2 separate regions of the Homo sapiens genome follow, and region 1 is linked to region 2. Evidence: read pairs that join two places in POLR2A ChIA-PET (ENCODE). Cell type or tissue: Caco-2. All regions are shown on one strand. Region 1 overlaps SLC11A2 (solute carrier family 11 member 2). Region 2 holds the start of HIGD1C (HIG1 hypoxia inducible domain family member 1C).

What was found. ChIA-PET counts read pairs that join two places held together with the same protein. Peaks named below come from ENCODE experiments on the same cell type or tissue, not always from the same donor. Only the 100,000 strongest peaks of a DNase experiment are listed, where the experiment ranks them.
Region 1: POLR2A ChIA-PET joins it to region 2 with 5 read pairs; 3 of 35 experiments call an interaction of 5 or more read pairs at or near these places.

The regions. Positions count from the first base shown.
Region 1 is chr12:51,007,892-51,012,891 of GRCh38, reverse strand. It overlaps SLC11A2 (solute carrier family 11 member 2), which reads left to right. Exons shown (of 16, transcript NM_000617.3): 2 at 2,126-2,197; 3 at 4,268-4,416. The coding sequence starts at 2,164. It also overlaps the pseudogene RNU7-39P. Among named protein-coding and RNA genes, the nearest start is that of SLC11A2, 16 kb to the left of the region's middle. In Caco-2, no CTCF peak of the experiment used is centred here; no DNase peak of the experiment used is centred here.
Region 2 is chr12:50,951,125-50,956,124 of GRCh38, reverse strand. It overlaps HIGD1C (HIG1 hypoxia inducible domain family member 1C), which reads right to left and starts at 3,581. Exons shown (of 5, transcript NM_001109619.4): 1 at 3,410-3,581; 2 at 2,866-2,920; 3 at 2,033-2,134. The coding sequence starts at 2,126. It also overlaps a transcript of SLC11A2 not described here. RefSeq lists an enhancer at 2,999-3,499. In Caco-2, a CTCF peak has its summit at 2,880 (motif pointing left); DNase peaks (open chromatin) are centred at 2,927 and 3,534.

The DNA of each region.
Region 1 (5,000 bases), 57 kb before region 2:
CTATTGTCATTGACTGAAAGAGGGGTTGAATTTAGTCAGTATTATTGGGGGCTGTTGGCTGATGTTTAGTCATCTGGTGGCTTAAAACCTGACAGGAGACACATGGCTAGTTGTCCGTTGTAATATAATACTTGGCATTGGTGACTCTAGAGAGGAAGGATTATGTTTTCCAAATTAGCAGGTGGTGGTATATATGCCCCAGAAGACAGATGAAACCTAAAAAGAAAAGAAAAGCTCCTTTCTGGTCTGAATTCTGTAATTCTATAAGTACAGAATATGTTGGTAGATAGAAAGATTACCCAAAACCTGAAACAGCAAGTAGAAGATTGTTCATGTAGGAACAACATATAAGGGACAAGGGTGGAAAAAAGACTAGATTTAAGCAGTAAAAGATCATTAAGCGAGGCTTCATCACTTCTTCAGTAGGACAGTTATTATTGGGATTCAAAGAGGGGCTTATCAATGAATACTATGTTGTCCTTCCCCTTCTAAATTTGAAATCAACTGAGAAGTAGATAAGAAGATTGAAACATTTTTTTTTTAATAGCCTTATTGGTAAGGCTCAATGGAGAATATGCCATAGATCTGTTCCCAAGTGAGCTTGCTAAAATCCTCCCTCCCAATTAAACTTAACAGGATGATGGACATCTGGAACTTCCACCCCACCCCTGACTCCACCCGCCCCACTGCGGGTTGCTTAGTACAGGACCTGTAGACAAAGGCTGGCATCCCACACGCTATGCTTAATCCTGCTGGTGCTTCAGCTCTCTTGGAGAGCTTGGGAGGGGCTGGGCCACGGGTGACTAGTTTCTTCTAGTTGTCAGAGGGTTGAGGAATGAGGTCTAGAACATTATGGCTGCAGACTTTACTTTCTTAGGAAGATTTGAGGCTGCCAAATAGTGGCCTTCCACTACCAGTATGCTTGTATGGTGCTTTTTCCTACCCTTTCTAGAAGATTGAACCATGAGCTTAAATTACATATTTTAGACCAAAGAGAATTACAGATTTCTGTCCTTAAAAACTCATAAAATAGGCTGGGCGTGGTGGCTCATGCCTGTAATCCCAGCACTTTGGGAAGTGGGGTGGGCGGATCATGAGGTCAGGACTTTGAGACCAGCGTGGCCAACATGGTCAAACCGTGTCTCTACTAAAAATACAAAAATTAGCCAGGCATGGTGGCACACGCCTGTAATCTCAGCTATTCTGGAGGCTGAGGCAGGGGAATCGCTTGAACCCAGGAGGCAGAGGTTGCAGCGAGCTGAGATCGTGCCACTGCACTCCAGCCTGGACAACAGAGTGAGACTCCGTCTAAAAAAACTAAAAAAAAAACAAAAAAAAACAACTCATAAAATAGGGGGAAATGTGTCTGGCTTTAGACACTTGGGATAATTTGGAGGCAAAGGCAGAGAATGGATACTTGCCTAGCAGCCTCTGTGTAGATGCTTATTAAAAAAGTATTTGCCTGGCCAGGTGCGTTGGCTCATGCCTATAATCCCAGCACTATGGGAGGCTGAGGCGGGCGGATCACGAGGTCAGCAGATCGAGACCATCCTGGCTAACACGGTGAAACCCTGTCTCTACTAAAAATACAAAAAATTGGCTGGGCGTGGTGGCGGGCACCTGTAATCCCAGCTACTCGGGAGGCTGAGGCAGGAGAATCACTTGAACCCAGGAGGCAGAGGTTGCAGTGAGCTGAGATTGCACCACTGCACTCCAGCCTGGGCGACAGAGCAAGACTCCGACTCAAAGACTCAAAAAAAAAAAAAATGGTATTTGCTGTCTCACTAAAATACCTCCTGTTCAATTTGTCCACCACCCCCTGCCATCCGTGAAGGGTTTCACAGTGAAAGCCAGAAAGCCTGCTAGACACATTCTAAAAGAGCTGTAACACTTCAATTTGGTTTTGAAGTCTTGCCAGCAAAATCTTGACTAAGACTTTTCTTTTTTTGTTAAATATCTGTCAGTCATATTCTGAAAACTGTAATTATTTTCAAGGTTACCTAATTCAGTAGAAAAATTACTCTTTTCATAGTAAGGATTCAGTCATACAGAGTAACAAACTGCTGGTTCTGAACTTGTTAGTTTGTTCTTCCTAATTCTTCTCCCTCACTTTTCTCCTTTCCAGAATCATATTCTAAGAACTCAGCCACTCAGGTATCCACCATGGTGCTGGGTCCTGAACAGAAGATGTCAGATGGTAATTTACCGCTTTGTGTTATTGTCTAATTTTATTTGTAATTAGGTTTATGTTGGTAACAGAAATTTATCATATTTTTCCTCTTGTCATCATCTGTCATCATCTATTCTAACAACTCCATTCAAAAGTCACCATCTGGTGACTTAGGCTGTAAATGAAAATGGATTTTTTTTTTTTTTTTGAGGTGGAGTCTCTGTCACCCAGGTTGGAGTGCAGTGGCACAATCTCGGCTCACTGCAACCTCCGCCTCATGGGTTCAAGTGATGCTCCTGCTTCAGCCTCCCGAGTAGCTGTGACTAAAGGCACACGCCACAATGCCCGGCTAATTTTTGTATTTTTAGTAGAGACAGGGTTTCGCCATGTTGGCCAGGCTGTTCGCAAATGCCTGACCTCAAGTGATCCGCCCGTCTCAGCCTCCCAAAGTGCTGGGATTACAAGCATGAGCTACCGCGCCCATCCTGAAAACAGAATGTTTTTTTTTTGTTTGTTTGTTTGGTTTTTTTTTTGAGGCGGAGTTTTGCTCTAGTTGCCCAGGCTAGTTAGTGTTCAGTGGCACTGTGTCGGCTCACTGCAACCTCCGCCTCCCCGGTTCAATGGATTCTCCTGCCTCAGCATCACGAGCACCTGGGATTACAGGCACCTGCCGCCACGCCCGGCTAATGTTTTTGTATTTTTAGTAGAGATGGGGTTTTGCTATGTTGGTCAGGGTGGTCTTGAACTCCTGACCTCAGGTGGTCCACCCGTCTCGGCCTCCCAAAATGCTGGGATTACAGGCATGAGCCACTGTGCCCGGCCCTGAAAACAGATTTTTAACCAGAGACCTGCTTCGTATCTTTTTTACAATTCTGAGTTGAGCCAAGATTAGCTGAAATTTGGTTTCTGGCAGTAATGCTTGCAAGGGCAATGTTATTCCCAGACCCAGGATAAAAACCTCTGGAGTGTTTTGGCTACTCATGATGCTTCCTGGTGTTTCAGATGTGTATGGAGCAGTAAAATACAGGGCGAGTACCTTACGCTCTGTATTTGATTGGAGCTTCTTGAGTGCTTTGACTATTCCTTCCTAAATCTGAGCTTCTTTGGAATTTCTGTTCCTTTTCTATAAATTTCTTCATTAATTTAAAGCTGCTTAATTAAGATGATATGAGTCAGCTCCCTATGGAAAGAAAGCTCTTATTTGTTTAAATTAGAGGTTGTAAGGATTTATTGCAAACACAGAGATTAGAGCTTTGTGATTCAAAATAGCCATTTGATGGCTGAAGCAAACTAGGCTCTGTGTATTTCTGGCAGGGTATCCCTTTTCTCCCAGACCTTCTGCTTCCCAATATTTAAGATTGACTGCAAAATGCAGAACTCAGGGAAACGCTGATATCAGTCTGAGATGAGCCCTGCCATCACGAGGGTGCCAGTACCCCGTGACCGGCGGCACTTTACTGCAAGCCTTAGTCAGAGTACAAAGGGTTCCTGCTTGGTGGTTTTGCTGCAGCTTCAGAGTTTAGCCTGAACTGTGGCAGGATTTTGTAACTTGCACATTTTTTGAGAAGTCTGATGGAGGTATAATGTCCACGGTCGATTATTTGAGTAAGTCCTACCAAATATAGGAGGTGGGGAGGACATTTCGCTAGACAGGCCTAGTTCTTTTCTTTTAAAAGCTAGGATTTTAGGTTACCAGGAGCTGGTCTGGGAATATGATATTTTGAGCCCATATGTCAGTGTTTTTAGAGGAAAATGAAATGGCTCTAAAAATTCCCAAGTAGGAGTAGAAGTGTGGAAGTAGGAAAACCATTGTGAGTTAAAACTGATCTAGAGAATTGAGTGACTGGGGGAGGGGGAGGGAGATAACTTTTTTAGTGTAGGCTAAATTTTTTACTTCCTGAATTTTTAACCATGTGAATGTATTACTTATTCTAAAATGTACATTAAAAATAAACTATTCAAAATAAATTGAGCTAGAGTCAGGTTGGTCTCTTGTGCATTTAGATATTAAACTATTTAATTTCAGTATACTAAGGATGAATTGTTAGTGTATTTTGTTCATTTTTTACTAATTTATTTTCAAATCTGTTAATTCAGACAGTGTTTCTGGAGATCATGGGGAGTCTGCCAGTCTTGGTAACATCAACCCTGCCTATAGTAATCCCTCTCTTTCACAGTCCCCTGGGGACTCAGAGGAGTACTTCGCCACTTACTTTAATGAGAAGATCTCCATTCCTGAGGAGGAGGTTAGTATCAGGTCCTTGGAGGAGAACACTATTGTCTGGGGAAAACCTGTGAGTGAAAGATCTGCTGGATGGCTCAAGTTCAGCAGCCTCAGGTTTAATTTTGGCTGGCAATCTCTGAAGACTATATCTATATATCTATATATATATATACACACACACACACACACACACACCCCATCTATATCTATCTATCTCTGTCTGTCTGTCTGTCCGTCTATCTATCTATCTATCTATCTATCTATCTATCTATCTGTCTATCTAATCTTTTTTACAGACAGGGTCTTGCTCTGTCATCTAGGCTCCAGTGCAGTGGCACAACCATAGCCCACTGTAGCCTTGAATTCCTGGGGTCAAGTGATTCTCCCACTTCAGCCTCCCCAGTAGCTGGGACTATAGATGGCATGCCACCATGCCAGGCTCATTATTTTTATTTTTATTTTTAGAGACAGGGTCTCACTATGTTGCCCAGGCTGGTCTTGAACTCCTGGCCTCAAGCTATCCTTCCTCTTGTTTGTTGATGAAAAAGAGTCAAACTCTGGCTGAGCCCAGGCTCACACCTGTAATCCCAGCACTTTGGGAGGCTA
Region 2 (5,000 bases):
CCACTGTGCCCAGCCTACCAAATTTTATCATTATTTATTTTTTAGCAAAAACTTATCTCTATTCCCTTAATCAAATGAAAGTTCTGTTCTTACTTAAATTGGTTTTGTTTCTTTTGGAGATTAAAGTCAGAACCTTTACTGTTTTCCATATAGTGTCTCTAGTTTGTTTATAATTGAATTTAGCTGGAAACACTTTTATCTTTCCACTTTAATCATCCTAAATGTCTCTGGAAAAATAATTTAATATACAACAGGCACAGTGGTGCGTATGTCTCTTTGTCTCTGTTTATTAATTAATTTCTGTTCATTATAGTGATCTGTTCAAGTAGCATTGAGTTTTCGAATTTTTTTTAACTAAAAATGCTAAGGAAGATAAATCACTATTAAATTATTTGCTTCCATTTCTTATGGGTGCTATTATAAGTCTTAAAACTTCTAAACAGAATATTACTGTAAAGTAAAATTTGATTCTTTCTTGATATGTGAATAATGACACTTAGGAAGTTGCTAGAGTCAGAGTAACACTTAACGGGAACATCTGACATACCTATTTAGAAGTTTTTATGGAATTAATATTTTTGCAAACTTATGTCAGTCTGATTTAAGTAAACTATTTTAATAGTTTCCAGACAAAATGAACACAAGGAAACAGGCATGGCTGCAGTATACATCCATGGAGAAGAAAGAGAAAGCTCAGACTTCAAAACATAATATTGGTGCTTAGGTTTTGTGGGGTTTTTTAAAGTCCACATACACATAATACTTGTTGAAAATGTAAACATACTAAATATGTGTGGGGAAAGGATAAAGAGGCTAAGGGTCCAGATTATTAGGTGATCTAATTATAGTATCTCTCTTTTTTATTTTTTGAGATGGAGTCTCGCTCTGCACCCAACCTCTACCTCCCGGGTTCAAGTGATTCTGGTGCCTCAGCCTCCTGAGTAGCTGGGATTACAGGTGTGTGCCACAATGCCCAGCCAACTTTTTGTATTTTTAGTAGAGATGGGGTTTCACCCTATTGGCCAGGCTGGTCTTGAATTCCTGACCTCAAGTGATCCACCTGCCTCGGCCTCTCAAAGTGCTGGGATTACAGGAGTGAGCCACTGTGCCCGGCCTAATTATAGTATCACTTCTTTAGTCCAGAATTTATTTTGCCATCAAACTCAACACCTGGAGCACACCAAGAAGCCAGCACAGAGGGCCACTGAGCAGCCAAAATGACCACTCCAAAGTTCATGCTCACAAGTGTTCAGATAGATCCAGGCTTTTACTCAGAGCTTTCCTCTGAATTGACCCACAGTTCTTTCAAGCTTGGTTATCTAGCTTCTGGTGCTACAGAGCATTAAAAACATTAGATGCAGAAGTTTTTGGTTTTTTGTTTATTTGTTTGTTTGTTTTTGAGACAGGGTCTCACTATGTCACCCAGGCTGAAGTGCAGTGGTGTGATCTTGGCTCACCGCAACCTGCACCTCCTGAGCTCAAGCAATCCTCCCACCTCGGCCTCCCAAAGCGCTGGGATTACAGGCATGAGCCACCGTGCCCGGCCTAGAAGCAGAAGTTTTTAATGTGCCCAATAGTAAGATAGAAACAGAAAAATCTATAAACAGAAGATGTAAGAACTTAAAGTTTAGATTACTTACAAGACAAAGAGACATATGCATCTCAATAGTCCCTAATAGGCTTTAAATATAATAAACTGATGCTGCTGTTGATGGTCCTGAGTTATGACTGAAATGTTAATATTCATTCAATCTATTCCATTTGACTGGCTAGGAACTAATAATTTTAGGTAGACTTCTAATGAAATGGATAAAATAGAATAAAATTTGATGCCTCAAATAACAGCTAACATTTACTGGGGGCTTACCATGTATTAGGAACTATTCTGAAAGTTCAACACATGCTTAGAGGAGGTTAGCTTCAATTATCTGAAAAAATTCAATTATAAGAAACATTTCAATCCGCAAAGGCACTGGGTAAGGCATCATTGTGTTATTACAGTTTTCTGCATCCAGTCAAGGCTTGTACTTACCTATAGGGACAAAGGGGGAGTCTCTAGATTTCCTGATTAGTCGGGATAATTGGCCTTCATCCTCATCTGCTGACCACTGGTTATCTGAAGACATTTTTTTCTCTAGTAACAATAGGATATAAATGTGGTTGCCGTGAATCATTAAAAATAATTTGTTTTTCCTCTCCCATCATACTCTTGATTATGTGTTTTTTTGTTTTCATTTGTTTGATAAGCCTATCTGCTCAACTGAAACAATTGTCTTTCCTTCACACTTTTCACTACCGAATTTTTTCATTTTGCAGGGGAAGGGGATAAGAAAAAAATACATAGAGGAAATGATAATCAGATTTCATGAATACAGAGTAAAAACACAGATCATAATGCTGTTATTCAGTCTCCTTTCCACTGCTCAGCATTTGAGATCACTGGGAACCTCAGGACTTCTTCCACAAGCACTGTATTTGAAGAACACATTTTCTTTTTAAAGTATCATTTTAAAGAAGTATGGCAGTGCCAACATAGGCAAAAATACTTCCAGATTTACAGGTATTGGGAGAATGATCACTTCAACTCTGCAGAATGTGCAGGGCATTATAAAGTCATTCAGATATTTACCAAGCACCTACTGTGTGCCAGTTGCTATGCTAGACAATGGATTCCTTGTCTAGCCTGGCTTGTCTACATAGGATGAATGAAGAAACTTGCAAAAGCAACTATAATCACAACAGATTTAGCAGCGCCTGAGTCTGTTCCCTGTGCAGCTTATTGTGTTCACCCCAGAATTCAAATACAGCGGCTTCATCCTATGAATGAGACTTCATCAGAAAACTTAAGCGTAAGAAGCACAATACCTGTGGCACACCCCGCCACCTGCTGTCTGTCTCCTGTTGTTCCTTCAGCAAGAGGCTGTAGATCAGAACAGGTGTTTGTTGTAAGGCCAGGACACGATGTGCAATTTCCAACTAATTGATAATGGGAAAGCCCAGAAACACGCCCCAGGGGACTGGGGGAGTGGTCGGCTGGTATTGGCCAAGATTTCCAGCACCCTGCTAGAAACTCACCAGTAGCAGCCTGGGCCACAAACTAGGCTTTTGAAGCCAACATTAAGAAAAACATGAAGGCTTTGGAAGAAGATGCATTTGCTTAAGTCTGCCTTCACAAGGGAGCTCCTGACTTCCCTCTGTGACTGTTGAGTCTTAGTACCTGACTCCTGGGCCCAAAATTGAGGGGAAAGAGGGCACAGGGTCACAACACTGGGCTTGGAGGGGAAGGGGAGAAGATAGCCATCAGAGGCCAGGATTCTTGCCATCCTTCGGAAACACGCCCTAGCCAGAGGAGGTGCGCTCCCTGCAGTTGGAATCTCCGGCTGAGGCGATGAGAGCCCGCCGGGCTCACCTGGCGGTAAGGCCATCGCAGGTGCGCCTCCTGCAAAGCCTCGAGCTGCACACGCGCCCAGGGGAAAGACGTGACGTTGCTGCACCTGTGGCTAGTCCCTGCGCCTGTGTGTGAGACCTGAGTGGGGCTGTGGAGACCCGAGAGGCTGTGGCTCTTGAGGTGGGTCGGTGGTGGACGTGGCCTTTGCTTCTGTTCTGACCTTGTAGCCTTGGGGCCCCTTGAGACCTTGGAGAACACCTTGCTCACCGCCTCCCTCCGACTGCAGCCATGTGGACCTAGAGATGAGGGCAGAGGATCAGGTAGCGTTCATGGTTTTTCCCTTGTAACTTAATGTTTAAATAATTTCAGACTTATAGAAAAGTCCCCAGAATAGTACAAAGAACTGTGTGTCTGGTACCCGCATTTTCCTTTATTAACATGTTTCTTTCTTTAAAAAATATTTTTGGCGAACCACCTGACAGTAGCAGACTTATGCCTTTTCTTCCATATACTTTTGTATGCATTTGGGGCATTCTTTTATTATATAACCATAGTACAGTGTTCAAAATCAGAAACTTAACATTGATATAATTCTGTTTTTCAATCTAAAGATTTTATTCATATTCACCAGTTGTCCCAATTATGTCCTTAATAGCAAAAAAAAAAAAAAAAAAAAATTTCTGGTCTAGCATCCAATTAGGATCATATATTGCATTTAGTTGTCCTGTTTCTTTAGTCTCCTTTAGTCTGAAACACCTTCCTAATCATCTTTGTCTGTCTTGACCTTGATTTTTTTTTCTTTTTTTTTTTTTTTGAGATGGAGTTTCGCTCTTGTCACCCTGGCTGGAGTGTGATGGCGCAATCTTGGCTCACTGCAACCTCTGTCTCCTTGGTTCAAGCAATTCTCCTGCCTCAGCCTCCCGAGTAGCTAGGACTATAGAAGCGCCACACCACGCCCGGCTAATTTTTTTGTATTTTTAGTAGAGATTTTGTTTCACAATGTTGGTCGGGCTGGTCTCAAACCCCTGATCTCAGGTGATCCACCCACCTTGGCCTCCCAAAAGTGCTGAAATTACAGGTGTGAGCCACCGCGCCCAGCCGACCTTGATGTTTTGCCAGTTATTTTGTAGGATGCCTCTCAATCTAATCCTGTGTTCCCGTCCCCTCCCCCAACTCATGTTTTCTCACTAGATTGAGGTCATACATTTTGGGCAGAATATGACAAAAATGATGTTGTGCTCTTCTTAGTGTGAAATATCAGGAGACACAGAAAGTTGAATTGCCTGGTGGTAGTTAACTTTGATCCAGTGTGGTGCTGACAAATGTTTAACAACTCAACTGGCTCTGGAGGGGGAGATATTGCCCTGTTCTGTGGCATTTGCCATTGCCCCATTCTGTGTTGTAAATATTCCCACCATGCCCAATTTCTAAATAGAGTCTGTCATCACGGAACACAAAGTTGGGAAATGTCCCTTTCCTGGGTTGGTAGGAATGGGCTCTAGCACACCACTGCTTTCATCATGTGGATTAACGTGGTGTCTGCCTGGTTCTCCACTGTGGTTACTTTTTTTTCTCCCTTTTAATTAATAAGTAGTTTCTGAACAGGTACTTT